Regions from separate parts of the Mus musculus genome. Here all the other regions are linked to region 2. Evidence: chromatin loops called from intact Hi-C (ENCODE). Cell type or tissue: heart. All regions are shown on one strand.

Evidence for each region. A loop is a pair of places that touch in the nucleus more often than their neighbours do. Peaks named below come from ENCODE experiments on the same cell type or tissue, not always from the same donor. Only the 100,000 strongest peaks of a DNase experiment are listed, where the experiment ranks them.
Region 1: it touches region 2 in a loop (4-fold over the local background); 9 of 42 quality-filtered maps call a loop at or near these places.
Region 3: it touches region 2 in a loop (6-fold over the local background); 10 of 42 quality-filtered maps call a loop at or near these places.

The regions. Positions count from the first base shown.
Region 1 is chr16:33,581,570-33,586,569 of GRCm38, reverse strand. The region is part of intron 4 of Slc12a8 (solute carrier family 12 (potassium/chloride transporters), member 8); the gene reads right to left. Among named protein-coding and RNA genes, the nearest start is that of Slc12a8, 66 kb to the right of the region's middle. In heart, a CTCF peak has its summit at 2,492; DNase peaks (open chromatin) are centred at 1,599, 2,369, 3,949 and 4,539; H3K4me3 peaks cover 1,416 bases; H3K27ac peaks cover 3,857 bases.
Region 2 is chr16:33,673,990-33,678,989 of GRCm38, reverse strand. No RefSeq gene overlaps it. Among named protein-coding and RNA genes, the nearest start is that of Heg1, 8.0 kb to the left of the region's middle. In heart, no CTCF peak of the experiment used is centred here; DNase peaks (open chromatin) are centred at 909, 1,969, 2,519, 3,019 and 2 weaker places; H3K27ac peaks cover 1,214 bases.
Region 3 is chr16:33,560,402-33,565,401 of GRCm38, reverse strand. All of the region lies in intron 4 of Slc12a8 (solute carrier family 12 (potassium/chloride transporters), member 8), which reads right to left. Among named protein-coding and RNA genes, the nearest start is that of Slc12a8, 45 kb to the right of the region's middle. In heart, a CTCF peak has its summit at 4,996; DNase peaks (open chromatin) are centred at 1,471, 2,341, 3,941 and 4,911; H3K4me3 peaks cover 570 bases; H3K27ac peaks cover 2,984 bases.

The DNA.
Region 1 (5,000 bases), 92 kb after region 2:
TGCATGAGGACCCGTATCATAGCAAACCACCACAGTACTTAGTAGCGCAGAAAACTGACAAGCCATAATCTTATCTAATACCTAGCATGCTAATTAAAAATAAATAAATAAATAAAAACTTCCAATGTTTTAAATATTAAAAATAAACTTATACATGGAAGAAATATCTATGCCAGGCCTGGTAGTACATGCCTTTGAGTTTGAGGCCAGCCTGTACTACAGAGTGAGTTCCAGGATAGCCAGGGCTACACAGAGAAACCCTGTCTCAAAAAAAACAAAATATTAACTGTGGTTGTCTATATAAATAATTATGGCAATTCTTATCCTCTCTGTCTCTCCCTCCTCCCTCCTTGAGGCAGATCTATCTCTCCCTCCGTCTGTCTGTCCTCCCTCCTTGGGATCTAGCTCTTTCCCCCTCTTTGCTTCCCTCTCTTTCTTCATCTGCCCTTTCCCTCCCAAGATAGATTTGATTACGTAGCTTGGGTTGGCCTGGAGTTCCTGACCCACCTGGCTCCACCTCCCCAGTGCACAGGTTCCTGACATCTGCCATTAGACTCAGCAAGTCTTCTCCTTCAAATTTTTCCTATAAAATTCCTGCAGTTAAGAAAAAAAATTGAAGGCAATCTACTTATTATGAAAAAGTCGTATCTTTCAGGAAATGATCCCACGCGAAGGCCAAGTGTCTAGAGGGGCATCCCAAATGTGCCATCTTCTTTTCTTTCTCCCCGTGTATACTTGTCCTGCTTCCCAGAATGATTAGAATCGTTTACGAGAAAGTCATGAGTAAGAGAATAAATAGCATTTAATTAGGGAGGGGTATCACCCACAACACAGCCAGAGGGGTTCAGTAAGGTTCTGAAGTGAAATCTGAGGCTGTGGCCTTGAGTCTAGAATTTGGGGCCTAGGGAGATAATCTATAGTTTTTCTGACCAAGCTCATGGGGACAGGGCATTGGGCCTGGTTGCTTGGTCCCATATAGGCCATTTTTCTCTCAGATGAAAAGGAGTATCTGAGACTGGCCTTATTACACACACAAACACACACACACACACACACACATACACACACACCTCCTAAGCCTGTTGACGCTTGCTCATTCTGATTCCCTCTCAGGATTTGTAATAAATATCCTGGGACAGCTCAGACTGAGGCTTGTCACTCTGCCTCCCACACAGAGCAGTCCTCTTCAGCTTCAGAAACCGGTGTCTCCCTCGGGCAGACTTCATCTGGGAAAGGCAGGCATGTCCTGTGGAGCACCACAGGTCAGAGGCACCGAGTAGGGTTGATAGAGGCCCAGCTGAGAGGATAGCCAACCCTGCTGGGATTCCAGGTCTGTCTGCATTCAAGACTCCCCATGCACTATGTTTGGGGCTTCTGTTTTTGCAGGTCTAGGGTTCGAGGCAAGTGCCCTAGCCTTGAGCTACACCCCCAAACAAAGCTTGCTTCCTGACACCCAAATGGTAACTGCTTGCTGCAAAAACTGGGTCCTGTCAGCTGCCATCTCCAAGCCTAAGTGCCTGGGATGCTGAGAGCCTGCAGCTGCTGCCTGTGAATGCGCCTGGGCTTGACCTGAACATCTGCTTCTGAATCCACCGAGTAAAAATACTCCAGGGCCCCTCTGTGCTGTGTACTTTTAAAGACCAAAAGCAGAATGGGGGAGGGGTGGGAGAAACAAATCCTCACAGGCCCAGGCAGGAAGAGGCAGAGGGATGCCCTTGCAGGCCTGTGTGTAGAAAGACCTAACTTCTCCCCAGATTCCGGTCACTCCCCTGAAGTTGTCAGTAGGCTGTAGTTCTTGGGGGCTTAGTGTTACCTCCTCAGGGGGGTGCAGACGGAAGGTCTCCTCTTCCCGTGGTAAATGCCTTTAGCGGTGATGTAAGAATCGTTGATCTGGGTTTGGGTACCAGTTGCCCAGGCTCACAGACCTAGCCACGCGGTGGCTGCTGGGAAACACCCTGTGGCATCTGTAGTGTAAGTACTCACCCAGCCCGCTACACACACAAACCCTGGTGAACTGAGTACGGGCAGCTGAGCCCTTGGTGAGGGAGTCCCGTTGTGACTGTGGACTAACTTAGAAAATGAGGCTTCTAAAAACGTTGCTGGTGTTGCTGCTGTGGGTTGTGGGCTGCGGGCTGCGGGCGGAGCTTCCCGCATCACCCGCTTTCTTCTGAGCTCAGGTCCCCCACCCTGCAATCAGTTACCGGTGACCAGGGACCAGGGACCAGCCAGACAAGCCTTTCCTGGGAAGGGACAATGAGAGAGTCTGGTCCAACCAGGAATAGAAAGAGTGGAGGAAGGGCTTGGAGAGAGGAAGGGAGGCAGCGGCGCCCCCCAGACTGAGGGAGGGTGGGGCCTGAGAGATCACAGGAAGAGTCACTATGCAAGGAAAAGGAAAGGAGAGGCCGAGGTTCTGGGAAAACACAGGCACCAAAACAGCCCCGAAGGGAGGGGCGCGAGGGACACTGGCAGGGGAAGGGAAGGCCACCAGGGCTCAGCACGCTGAGATCCTCAAAGAAGAAGGAAATACAGTACAGTCACTGCCGGAAGTACTACTCGAGCCTCCAGCAGCGTATGGCCGGTCCTAAGCCCCCGCCCCAACCCCCTCAGATGTGGAGTTGGACTGACATCCATGAGAGCCCAGTGTCACACTACCTGTCATCCTCTGGGGACAGAGACTCGGGCACATCTAAAATAGCCTGACAGAGGGGTGAGGAAAAGGAGTGTTCAAAGAGTGCCCATCTCACAGCGGCAACAAGGGGCAAGAGGCGCTTAGCAGCAGGGACCCTGTCAGCCTGGGCTTTAGCATTATCATCTGCCCCACTCTGGGATCCTGATCACAGGGAGGCATGGCCTGGGGAGAGATCCCAGCTGGGTTCCTCTTGCCTGGGCATTGGGTGTGAGATCTAGTCCAGGCATAAGACTGCCCCGAAGCTCCTGCCCTGCCACTGGGAACCAGCAGATGACAACCAGCATCACCAACGCAGCTACAACCTGTCTAGGGCCTTGAATGGTTTTATCTTCCACGGTTTTGGGTCAACAGTGATTTGTGGTTTTCCTGAGTGCAGATAATGAGAGATGAAAAGAGGGAAGAAGGGCAGGGGTATGGTCTGCTTGACTGGGCCATTTTTAAAATTTGTATTTTTTTTAATTCTCATACAATATATTTTAATCATATTCTTTTCTCTATCTTAATTCTTCCCCACAACCAACTTTGTGTTCTCTCTCTCTCTCTCTCTCTCTCTCCCTCTCGCTCTCTCTCTCTCTCTTTCTCAATAAAACACAAAAACAAAATAAGGAAAACAAACAAAACCACAAAATCAAAACAGATAAAAATAAAGAAAAAAATCAGTAAGACAAAAAATACCACAATAAAACAAAAAGTACACACACGCAAACCAAGACCACAGAGACTTTTATGTTGTCCAATAATTCCTGGGCATGAGGCCTACCTAGAATGTGGCTGATATTCCTAGTGACACACCATTGGAGAAAACTGGGTTGTTGTTGTTTTGTTGTTGTTGTTGTTGTTTCTTTCCCAGAAAGTAATCAATTACAAACAGCTCCTGGTTAGGAGTGGCGTTTGGTACATTCCCGTGTGTGACACTGCTACCATGCTCAAGAACCTGAGGCTTCCTCGGTCATGGTCCCTAGCGAAAACATAACACTATTATTCTGCTAAAACAATAACAACAACATAGCAATAAAATGACACCTTGCTATATCCACAGATCAGAGCATCGCTCCATCCAATCAGAGAAGCCTCTTCCTACAGTAGATGAGAGCCAACGACAAGAAGATCCACAACTGGACACCATCCAGAGAGTGAGAGGCTCTGGAACACTGTGTCCTAAATGGGATATCTTTATCAAACGCCTCCGTCCAAGGTTAGGAGTTCTATGAAGAAGAGGATGTGGGCAGATTGTAAGAGCCAGAGGTGGTGATGACTCCAGAGAAACATCATTTTTTCAGACCCCACAGGATGCACACGTAAACTTACAGAGACCGAGCCACTTTAACCACGAAGGACACTAGTGTGCAGGACAGAAGCAGAATATTTAGAAGACGCAAGAGTCAAACGAAGAGAAACCCCAGATACTGCCAAGGCCATATATGATGGATTCCCCCTGCCCAGGACAATTAGAGGTGTCCAGTAAGAGTGTTTTGAGCTGGATGTGGTGGGGCTTGCCGGGGACCTCAAACTGAGGCAGGTGCTTGAAGAGTTCGAGGCTGGCTTCAGAGTAAGAGGTGGCCTCAAAGAAAATCCTAAAAAGGATAGACCATATCCAGTGTGTACAGCTAATGGGCCTGCAGAGAAGAAAGAGGAGATAGGACAGGTTTGAAAGAGGCCCCAGGGAACTCTGGGCAGTGAGCTGGGAGCAGCCCTCAACCTGCACTCTAGCCTCATCCCTGGTAACTTTGGTCGTTCGAGGAGGGGTTGTGGAGGAGTGAATGAGGTCTCCAAGTCTGAGACTCCACCCAGAGAGAAAACATGAAGAGAGGGCTGGACATTCAGCAGGGGCCAGAAGGGAAACGTGAAATGGGGCTGGGCCTGCAGGGTCCACCCAGATTACCCAAGGAAAGCAGCCTGGAGCCTCCTCTGTCCCTGGGGAAGGCCTCCACCCTGAGCGGGACAGGCTGCCAGGAAGCAGTAACACCCCCACCAACCCCCCCCCACACACACACACACATACACACACACACATACACACATTCTCGCATCCAAGGGGATGAAGGGCCAGAGGAGGAGGGGTAGATGCTCTGCTCTGATGGGGGAGTGACTAAGTGTCCAGCAACTGAACCCTTGCCACCTCTACACTCTGAAAGAGCAGCCTGGTTCCTCTGAGCTGAGCATTCTTCCTTGTGGAAGGGAAGCTGAACGTTTCCTATTGCAAGATGGCTTCTAACAGCCAAATTGTGCCTTCTATGACCAATGGCCTCTGTTTTTAAAAGTACTTGGGGGCTGGAGAGATGGCTCAGTACTGACTGCTCTTCCAGAGGTT
Region 2 (5,000 bases):
TGGGAGAGCATAGCCAGAGGCAGGGACATCTGGGAGAGCCCAGAGTGGACATGACCCAGAGCAATGGGAGGGGGGGGGGCAGAGAAGGGAAAGGGGAACCAGGTGCAGCATCCAGGAGGCCCAAAGAGGATGGGTAGCCAAAATGGCTGGATTTATATAGGAAAGGGCATCTAAGGGAAAGGCAGCCCAGCCCTTGGACTGGAGAAGTTTGGAGTTGGTGGCAGGGTATGCCAGCCAGAGGGCTCTGTGATAGGTAGGGACTGAGGGATGCAGGGAGAACCTAGTGACCAGGTCTGCTTTGATGTGCTAAGCAGGCATCTCAGCTGCTTGTCCTGGGTTTGAAACTAAGAGTAGAAAGCAAACCCCACAAGCAGTGTTGATGGGTAAGAAAGGTGGAGAAAAGTCAGGCTTTCCTTAATTCTGGGCTTGTGTGCTTGGATAGATGTTGGTACCCTTCACAAGGGAGAGAGGACCATGTATGAATAAGTAGCAGGTCTTCCAAGTCAAGATCATTGATTGATTGGGTTTGGGACGTTGGTCCCAGGTGACTTTGAGACATCCATATGGCAGTGTCAAGGATGCCTTTGAGCCTGTAGATTTGGAGCTGAGAGAAGTCCGAGTCTGCAGTCTCAGTCTGAATAGAAGGGGATGAGGTCACCTAGGAGAACCGTAGTCAAAGAGCCCTGAGCACGAGCTCTGGAGAACCCAACGTGACCTGCCCTAGAGAGAAAGGAGACTGGAAAGGAGCCATGCATAGAGAGGGTGGAGGAGAGCTGGGGGGCGGGGTTGGTGAGTGGGTGGTGGTAGTGTCATTGGGGCCAAGGGAAGGAGGGTGTGGTCAACAGTGTATAACCCCGAAGAAGGTCAAGTAAGGCAAAGGCTGAAAGAATCCATTGCTTTGGCAACATTTGTGACCAGGGATCATAACAATTGTGGTGACTGGAACAGAAGCCACACGAGAGGCACACAGAGGAGAGGGTGGTGAAGCCCAGCTGGCTGAGAGGATGTCTCAAGAGGGTTGTGTTTGGTGGACAGAGTGAGTTGGGCCAGTGACTACAGGGGTGAGGAGAGAGGGAGTGGTGTTTTCAGTGCAGAATTTGGACCGAGAAAGGATCTACTTGACAGGGAGTAGGACAGAAGTGCAGGGAGTGAAGGCACAGATAGTAGGGGAGAGGCAGGAGGGTACAGGCTGTTGCTGGGTGCAAGGCCTAGAGGGGAACACCGGTGGAGGAGCGGGCAGTCCAGCCAAGGGTCTGAATCTCTGTCTCAGGACCTAAGTTTCCTGAGTAAGGCAGGAGATGAGGATGTCTGTGAGGTGAGGAACTGAAGCGGCAGCTGGAAGGATGTGAGACCGGGAGCAACATGCAGCTAGTTTCTTACCTAGGTACCATCAGTGCCTGGATGTAGGATGACAATTTGTCCTCTAACAGAATCCTGACTGACGGGTCTAAGGCAGGAACCACTCTCACCTCTTCCTAGCATCTAGTGGTAGCCAGCCACCCTTGGCTTACAGTCTGTTCCTCCATCGTGACATGGGTACCTTCCCTCTCTGAGCATCATGGCCTTCTTCTAAGGACCTGGTCCGTGGATGTAGGACCCGCTGGAATCCAGTATGGTCTCGTTTTAACCTGATTACATCAGTGAAGACTATTTTCAAATAAGATCATATTCACACATTCTAGGAGTTAGAACACGAGGGCTAGAATTCTATCCAATCTAAAAATAGTTGTAGTGACATAACTTAGACCTTGTCACAGGCCCACCCAGACTGGGCAGGGGGGTGGGGTGGGTGGGCTGGAAGAGCATCCTGCTGTTCAGTGCTTACCTAACTTGTTCTTCAGCTGTTCAGCAGCTGATCTTGAGGCCGCTCAACCCTATCCCTTTCACTAGGGATGAAGATTTCTGGCCTCTTTTGTCATCCCAGGCTTGGGTCTCTGTCTGCCATTTGGCACCTTCCTCTGCCCAAAGATCTACTGCTCAGAAGAACCATGCAGACCAGCGGCAGGGCTGACCCAGCCTCTCAGGAGTTGAACTAGAAGAGGCAGAACCCCAACCTCTTGTGAAATACATGCAGCCTCTATGCTGTTTTGTTCTGAGTTCCAGGAAACAAAAGGCCTTTGGGCTTCTGACCAAAGAGCTAAAGGAATAAGTCCCCTTCTGTATTTTTAATCCCCTCCAGGAGAAGCCTTATTGTCCCCCTTCTGGAATGTCAGGAATGGTCTGCTTTTGTCCAGGCAGAGTTAAGTAATGTTAGGTCCAGGGCTAGAGAGCCCTTTCCTTGCTGTTTTCTGCAGACCAGTGCTAGGCTTAGGGCTTTTGCCCTTCAGGGCCAAGGTGAGAATGTAAACACCCAGTCCCTCTGGAAACTGGCTGGGACCTCCTCCAGGGAGGAAGGGTTGCTCATGGCTTGGCCAGTGTCCCAAGCCTTATGTACAGCAATGCTGAGCACCAACTTACATAGTTTGGGGTGGATCCTCAAATGACCTTCCGTTTCTTGTCTACCCATTGGAGAAGGCCACTCCACTCCAAACAACATTCCTCCCGATAAAATCAGTTACACACTGTAAACGTCAAGGGGCCGGGAACATTCTCCTGTGGTGCAATAGGAGTTGATAAACCTTTTCTTATTTTGCAAAACCTTGCGGCAAGAAACATCCTCCCTGGAGCAGTAGGGAAATTCCTGGGATGCCGGGACACTAGGCAAAGTGGCCAAGGCACCAGGGAAGGAACAGAAAACCCAGAGGAATGGATGGATAGATAGATAGATAGATAGATAGATAGATAGATAGATAGATAGATAGATAGACAGATAGACAGATAGACAAATAGATAATAGACAGACAGACAAATAGAAATAGATACATAGATGTAAATTGCTTTTACAAAGCTTCCTTCCTCTTCTCACTAAGTCCAGGCTCACACTAGTGCTATGCACTCACCTTCCTGCCGCCCAGACTTGCCATGCCCCTGGCCACGATTCTTCCCACTCAACATGAGCCTGGAAGTTTCCATCCTCATTGAAGTCTACTGGACCCTAGCCAAGTGTTGTTGTCGGTTCATAGGTGTTTTGTCTGAGGGTCAGCTATGGGCATCCCAGCTTCTTTTTTTGTTCCTTCCCCTCCCCCAGCTCTTCCTCAGAGCCTTTCCCTCTGTTGATGCCTTTCCAATCAACTTATGTTCTCCTCATATTTCACACCTTCCCTTTCCTGGTTCTTCTCCATAACTGCTGGTTGACACAGAACTAAATCCACTTCTCTTAGGTCTCTGGAATATATTTCCATGGCCTCTGGTGGTGTGGCCTGATGACAGAGAGCCATTTGAGAAGTTTCCAAGGGTAAGCCACATGTGTAGGAGTGTTCTAGGGAAAGAGCCCCAAGAGCCTCACTCGAGCTGGAGGAACAGGGTAGAGCCTGAAACCTGGGCATTAGACCAGGGTCCGGACAGTAGACTGTAGGCGAGGCATTGGCTTTTACAAAATTATACTGCATATGATTCTTCTGGTAAACCAGAGTCCCCAGCCATGGGGCTTGGACATCAACGTTCCTTACAAGCTCCCCCAGCAATTCCAACAGGAAGCCGCAGCTGAAGCCACTCCTACCCAATGCATAAGGAAACAGCATTGAGGAGTCACAGTCAGTACGGTCTCTGGAGAAGCCGCTGATGTGTGTCTAGCCTGTGCCAGTGGGCATTATGCCAGGCTGTGGCTAGTCAAAGGCGAGCAAGGAATATAAATATTGAGGACAGAGAGATGGCTCAGTGGTTAAGAGCACGTGCTGCTCTTGCAAAAGTGTTGTGTTTGATTCCCAGCACCCACGGGGCAGTTTACAACTATACATACTCCAGTATCAAGGATTTGACATGCTCTTCTGGCCTCTATGGACACTCTACACATGTGGTACAAAGACATATATACATACAGGCAAAACACCCATAAATAAAAAAATAAAATAAACATAAAAAGAAATAATCCCTAGCCTTGACAGATTAGGAGAAAGAATGGATCTGGGCTGTTTACTGCTGCCTATAATGCTAGCTTCAGAGCAAATGGGGCACTGGGTTTGATTGACAGACTCTGCTTAATAAGTAAAGTAGAAAACCAGGAGGGTTTCCTATATCATCCTCAGATCTCCACATGTATACAAACACACACACACACACACACACACACACACACACACATGTAATATTCACATGTGAATATGCAATCACACATGCCTGCATACCCATTGTGTAACAGTTTCCTCAGAGAGTGAAGGAGCTCAAGGGAGCTCCTTAAGCAGAAAGGTAAACCATTCAAGGCAGCTTCAGGAAGTCCCTGAAACTGACAGGATTCATTAGGCCCCTCCCTGGAAGAGTAAGCAATAACTACTGAGAGTCCCTCTTAGATAAGCCAAACTGCAAAGGAGACTCCGAAGCCAGACCAGCTGCCTGGAAGAAGCAGAAAGCAGCCGAGCTGCCTGGAAGGGGTTTAGACCAACTGAGCCACTTGGGAAGAACACTTTCTAACCTATTGAGCTTCCTGTAGTGAGCTCCAGGTTCCCAACTTTGTAAACTATCACCCATGCTGAGGTGGGCTTTGGTGATACAGCATCTTTGAGTCATTTCTGCTCCTTTAAGTAAATCCAATAACTTCATTGGTTCACCAAGTTGGACTTTGGTGGTATTCATATTTTGGTCTGTGGTAGGATCTGCAAGTAGATGTGTGTGTGTGTTGTGTCTCTCCAGGAAAAGGTTTGTAATGCAACATTATCACACACATATGACAAGAAAAACAAAAATACAACTTAAAAATTGAACATTGTGATAATTTTCAGAGGGCCATTCATATACATGAATAGATGATAGCGTGTAAACTGGTTACAAGTCAACCACACACTCAGTTTACTGCAATGCCTCTGTCTAAATAAATGGCCTTCCTTCAAAATCAATATATCTGGAGGCTCCTGCAATCATTCCAGCAACACCGTCAATCATCAAAATGTGCTGGGTCAGTGAAATTC
Region 3 (5,000 bases), 110 kb after region 2:
ACAGCTACAGTGTACTTATGTATAATAATAAATAAATCTTTAAAAAAAAAAAAAAGCAGACATGTGAGAGCTGGTGCTAACTGAAGGGCCAGCCAGCCACCGGTGACGCTGAGGCCCAACACAATCCACCCACCACACCATGGAGGACCTTGCATCTGACGCACTTCGACAGACTCTGATGGATGTCTGAGAGATAACAGGTCATAGGCAAAAAGACCTGGAGAAAATGCTGCTGTTATCAGGCAATTGGTACAACCCAACAGAACCACAAATTTGGAGGCTGCTCTCTGAGGGAAGGCCTATTTACTATATAAAGTAGAACTCACCCAGGCCCCAGGTGTTGTGGGTAAGAGCTTACTTAGGTTATTTGAGTGTCCTCTGTTCTCTCAAATGGTAAAGTGTTTATGGATCACTGCCTCAACTTTCCCATCTACAAAATGGGAATAATCACGAGACACGCTTAGTGGATAATAATTAAGTAAACAGGTACAAGTAAAACAATAAATAAATAAACAAATAAATAAATAAAGCAAGCCTATGTGGTAGTTGATAAAAGATGGCTGTTGTCATGCTCACACTTCAGATATGTAATGATCACACAAGAGCCATTTTTTCTGAAAGTTTTTTTCATCCAAAGGGCCTGGCTGTGCTCAGTCTGCCTGCAGAATGTGTCAGACCCTTTCCTATACTGTCTAGCTAGCTTTCCTATACTGTCTAGCTAGCTGAAGGGTTTGGATGAAGCCAGAGTCATCTGTGACAACGTGTCTATGTCTTTCACAACCAGGACTAAGGCACGGGTCCCTAACAGCCATAGGCTGAGCTTGGTGGTAGGCTGGGGACCAGTCCTGCTGCCTTCCTCACAAGCCAGCATCACAAGGGGTCTTGAGAAGAGGAGAGAGGAACACACAGACATGAGCCATCGCTCCCCCAAAACACACAAGATGGACACAAGACGAGGATGTGGGAGAAGCGTCCCAATGGCAACCGTGTGACCCAGCAAGTGTCCCCCAGCTCTTCACTCAAGGCTCAGATGCTGGGGGTCTATGGTGGTGTGCCCTTAGACCCAAAGCCCAGTGGCTCTCCACCTTCCTAACGCTGCACCCCTTTAATATAGTTCCTCATGTTGTGGTGACCCCCAACCATAAAATTATTTTTGTTGCTACTTCATAACTGTAATTTTGCTACTGTTATGAATCATAATATAAATATTTGTGCTTTCTAACGGTTTTAGGTGACCCCCTGTGAAAGAGGTCTTTCAACCCCCACCTTCACCCAAGGGGTCATGACCCACAGGTTGAGAACCACTGCCATAGAACTCCGCAGAGGAAAAGAGGTCAGCCAGGGGGTGCTGAGTTACTCAGAACACAGCGCCTCGTCCAAGTCTAACTCTGGGGCTAGTGCTGGCTGGCTTGTGTTTCCCATCTCCTTGCCTAGGCAGGACCTGTAACAATGTTATCACTTTTTAAAACCTATGCCCAAACTCCGTTCCTATTCCAGACAATTGGCAGGTACCCAGTTAATAGATTATTTCTCCAGACAGCTGAATGCATTGGCCATTGGTCAAAAGTGAGATCACTGCGATCCTATGTGCTATAACTGGAGGAGTGTGATGAGAAACAACTGGCTAGCGGCATTTGACATTCCCTTCCCACAATCCTTCATCTGCCTTGCCTGGTGTCTGGTTCTGAGCAAAGGAGGGTCTGTTTAAGTCAGACCAGTTTTGTTCTTTGGCCCCTCGGGTTGATGCTGGACTGCCTATTCATAACATACATCCACAGATCCCCAGCCAGACTCCAGCTGATCTATGGGAGTGTCTGGCCAACATCCCTGCTCCGTTGACTTCCTCTCAGCATCCCCAGATCCCTCGCCTTCCTTTCAGACCTACACAGTTGGAAAGAATAAGGCAGGAGACTCCCTGTCCCCGTTGTCTAGATTCTGGTTTGATTTACTTACATACGGATATGGGTATTATGACACATGGGAAAGGGGGAGAAGGAACGGAAGAAGGGAGGGAGGAGGGGGAGATAGTATTGTTATCCAAGGCTGTGACAGTACACAGATACAGTACTGACCTGGGATAGGTAGGATATACAGTCCGATTTCCCAGTGACCCATCCCCCCCTCTCCACTCTTTCATCAAATATGCAGCGCCTCCTTAAGCGCCACCACTCCTTACATACAAGAAAATCCAGGAGGAAGACATTCAAAGCCACGGCTTCTCTCAGCTGTAACCCTTCTTCCTTCCTTCTGCCCAAGAAGGTCTGACTGAACTTGTAACCGGTCTCCACCCAGGGCCGGGCCCTCTGTGAAGGCATTGTGAAATCCCTTGCCAGCTGAGCCTGTGCAGACAGAATACCTGAGAGCCACTGCCAAAACAGGAAGGTTGGCGCCTCTCTGGGGGGAGCCTGGGGAGGATCAGCCACCCAGGTCTGCAGACAAGGGGCCAAGGGTGGCCGGGACCTTTCCCCAGGGCTCTCCACATTCTGATTCCTTCATTTGCCCAATTAACAGAGTCTCAAACCCTGCCTGAGGCCTTAGCCCGGTGCTGGGTGACACAGACGTGACAGTATCTATCCCTATCCCCCAGAGCATTCACGTTGTTGTGACAAGCCACCTAAGGGACAATTCCAGCAACTGGGACTCTTCTGAAGCCTCAGTCCCACTATGACATCCCAGCCGTGTGCCTCAGATCACTGTCAAAGCAAATGAGGGTTCTGAAGAGAGGGACCAGGTAAGGGCATCCAGGCAGGCCCAACTTCATCTCTCCCTGAGCATCCATGAGCTTCCAGATTCTGTCCCAGTGTCTATAACAAGAACTTGTCACACTAGCCCTCCGTGGTGAATGGCATCTGCTGAGATCCAATATAAATGAATGACCACACTCCTCAAGTCTAAATCATCCGCAATGCCTGCTTCCAAGTCACCCAAATGCTGCTCATTACCTTTGTCCACAGGGGTCACAGGGGTCACATCTTCGGCTAAACACACTAACATATATATTTAGTGGTAAAAGGGTACCAAGAGGATTTAGGACAGCAATAGGAATGAATGATCTGGGCTAGGCCAAAAACTCCCATACACTGGTTCATTTCAAGGATCCAATCATGAAGATAGAAGGAAAGAGAGAAGGGAAGGAAACCAGAAAGGGAGGCAAGTCAAGTATGGGGAGAGATAAAAGAGAAACAGAAGATAGGATAATGATGATGATGATGATGATAATAATAATAATAATAATAATAATAATAATAAAAACATCTTGGTGGTACACCTTTAATCCCAGCACTCAGAGGCAGAAGCAGAGGCAGGTAGATCTCTGAGTACAAAGTTAGCCTGATCTACATAGTGTTAATCCAGACCCAGCTAGAGTTACACAATGAGATGCTGTCTCAAAAATAAAGGCTATTCACCATGCCCCTTCTACCGCGGCCTCAGATCCCGCAGGCTTGCTACCCTGACCCAGCTGTGCTCCTTGCCCACTCTCAGCTGGCATCTTTGTCAGGGAACTATGCTAAGGAATGGCAGAAATGCTCACCCACGCTGAGGTGGGACTGCCCTCGGGCTCAATGCAGAGGACCAGTGTGGAGCCACCTGCTGTATCACCCCGCCTTCCAGGAAGAAGGCAGCTGCTGGAGAACCCAGGGGTGAGAGGCAGGCTACGTGGGGAGTGACCTCGGTGGCCTGACAATAAACCTGCCGGACTTTGGACCTGAATCTAGCACTTGTTGGCTGAGCTTGTCCGAGATCTCAGTTCCTAGTGGCACTGGGAGAGCATGTCTTTGTCACCACCCTGCCTGGTGTTGTTCACAGGCTTCTATTTCATCTCTTGTTTACCCCTCTAGGGGCTTGGCTCTGACCATCTGACCCCCACAAGAGAAGGCTGGCTGAGAACTCAGGCTCTCAGACCCTCTTGATCTGAAAGAATGGAAGCAGTATAGAGACCCTACCTCTACCTGATGGCACATGGCGCCTCTGAGGTCATACTAGCCAAGCCACTTACTACACAATCTAGGAAAATTGGACCAGCTCTTTGGAGTCTCCACTCCCTTGTCTATAAAGTGGGCATTGTTACCTCACGGCCCCCACTAGGTGTTTCAAGGGTGACTAGGATAATACATATAGAGTGTCCCTCTCCCCGGTTCCTCAAATACGTACATATGTACACACACACACAGCAAAGATCTGTGAGTTCAAGCCTTGGCTGAGCACCAGTCAAGTGAGAGGTTTGGAACAAAGATGGGCGCTATGCTCTCAGCACACTCCAGACCAATGGGTTAGGGGACTTTCTATCCCCAGGTTTCTGGGAGCAGAACACTGGGACCCATAGTCTTTGTCCCACACTACACCTCACTGCCCATCTCTGAAGAAGGCCATGCGGAAGCCTGTAGGAGCAGAGGACACCGGGCAGGGATCCCCAACCCCATGCAGTTTGAAAATACAGGTGGACAGAGGTCTAGCATTGAACCAGAGCTTAGGGTGTTCCCTGCTTCCCTCGGACTCTGCCAGCACTGCTAGGGGCAGGCAGGGCCATGGGGACCAAGGCTGGAATGAAAGTCAGGCCCTCATTGAAATAGTTCTCTGCCTACTCCCAGACTTTGCCTCTCTCTGCTGGACCAGCTGGGAGCTAGCTGCACAGCGGCGCTCTCAGAACCAACGTCCCCTCTCCCGGCTGCTGTTTCGGCATCTCTCAAGTAACCCTGCCCAGCCCTGTCCAGTGTCACTTGAGAGTGTGTGCATGACAGTCCTTGGTGAACAAAAACATAAACACCAGCTCTGGAGAAGCAATCCACACACAGGAGTGGGTGTTTCCTCCTAGGACTGTGGAAGGGAGAAGGGCTGAGTGAGCTGCCCTGGGGCGAGGTATCCTGCCCAGAGGTCCCGAGAGAACACAGACTGCAACTCCACACAGAGGCCACGGAGGGCACTGCAAGGCCGGCCCTCCAGGCAGGCCTTGCCCCACAGCCTGGAAACCACTTGGAGACAAAGCCTGCAGCGTTGGTGTC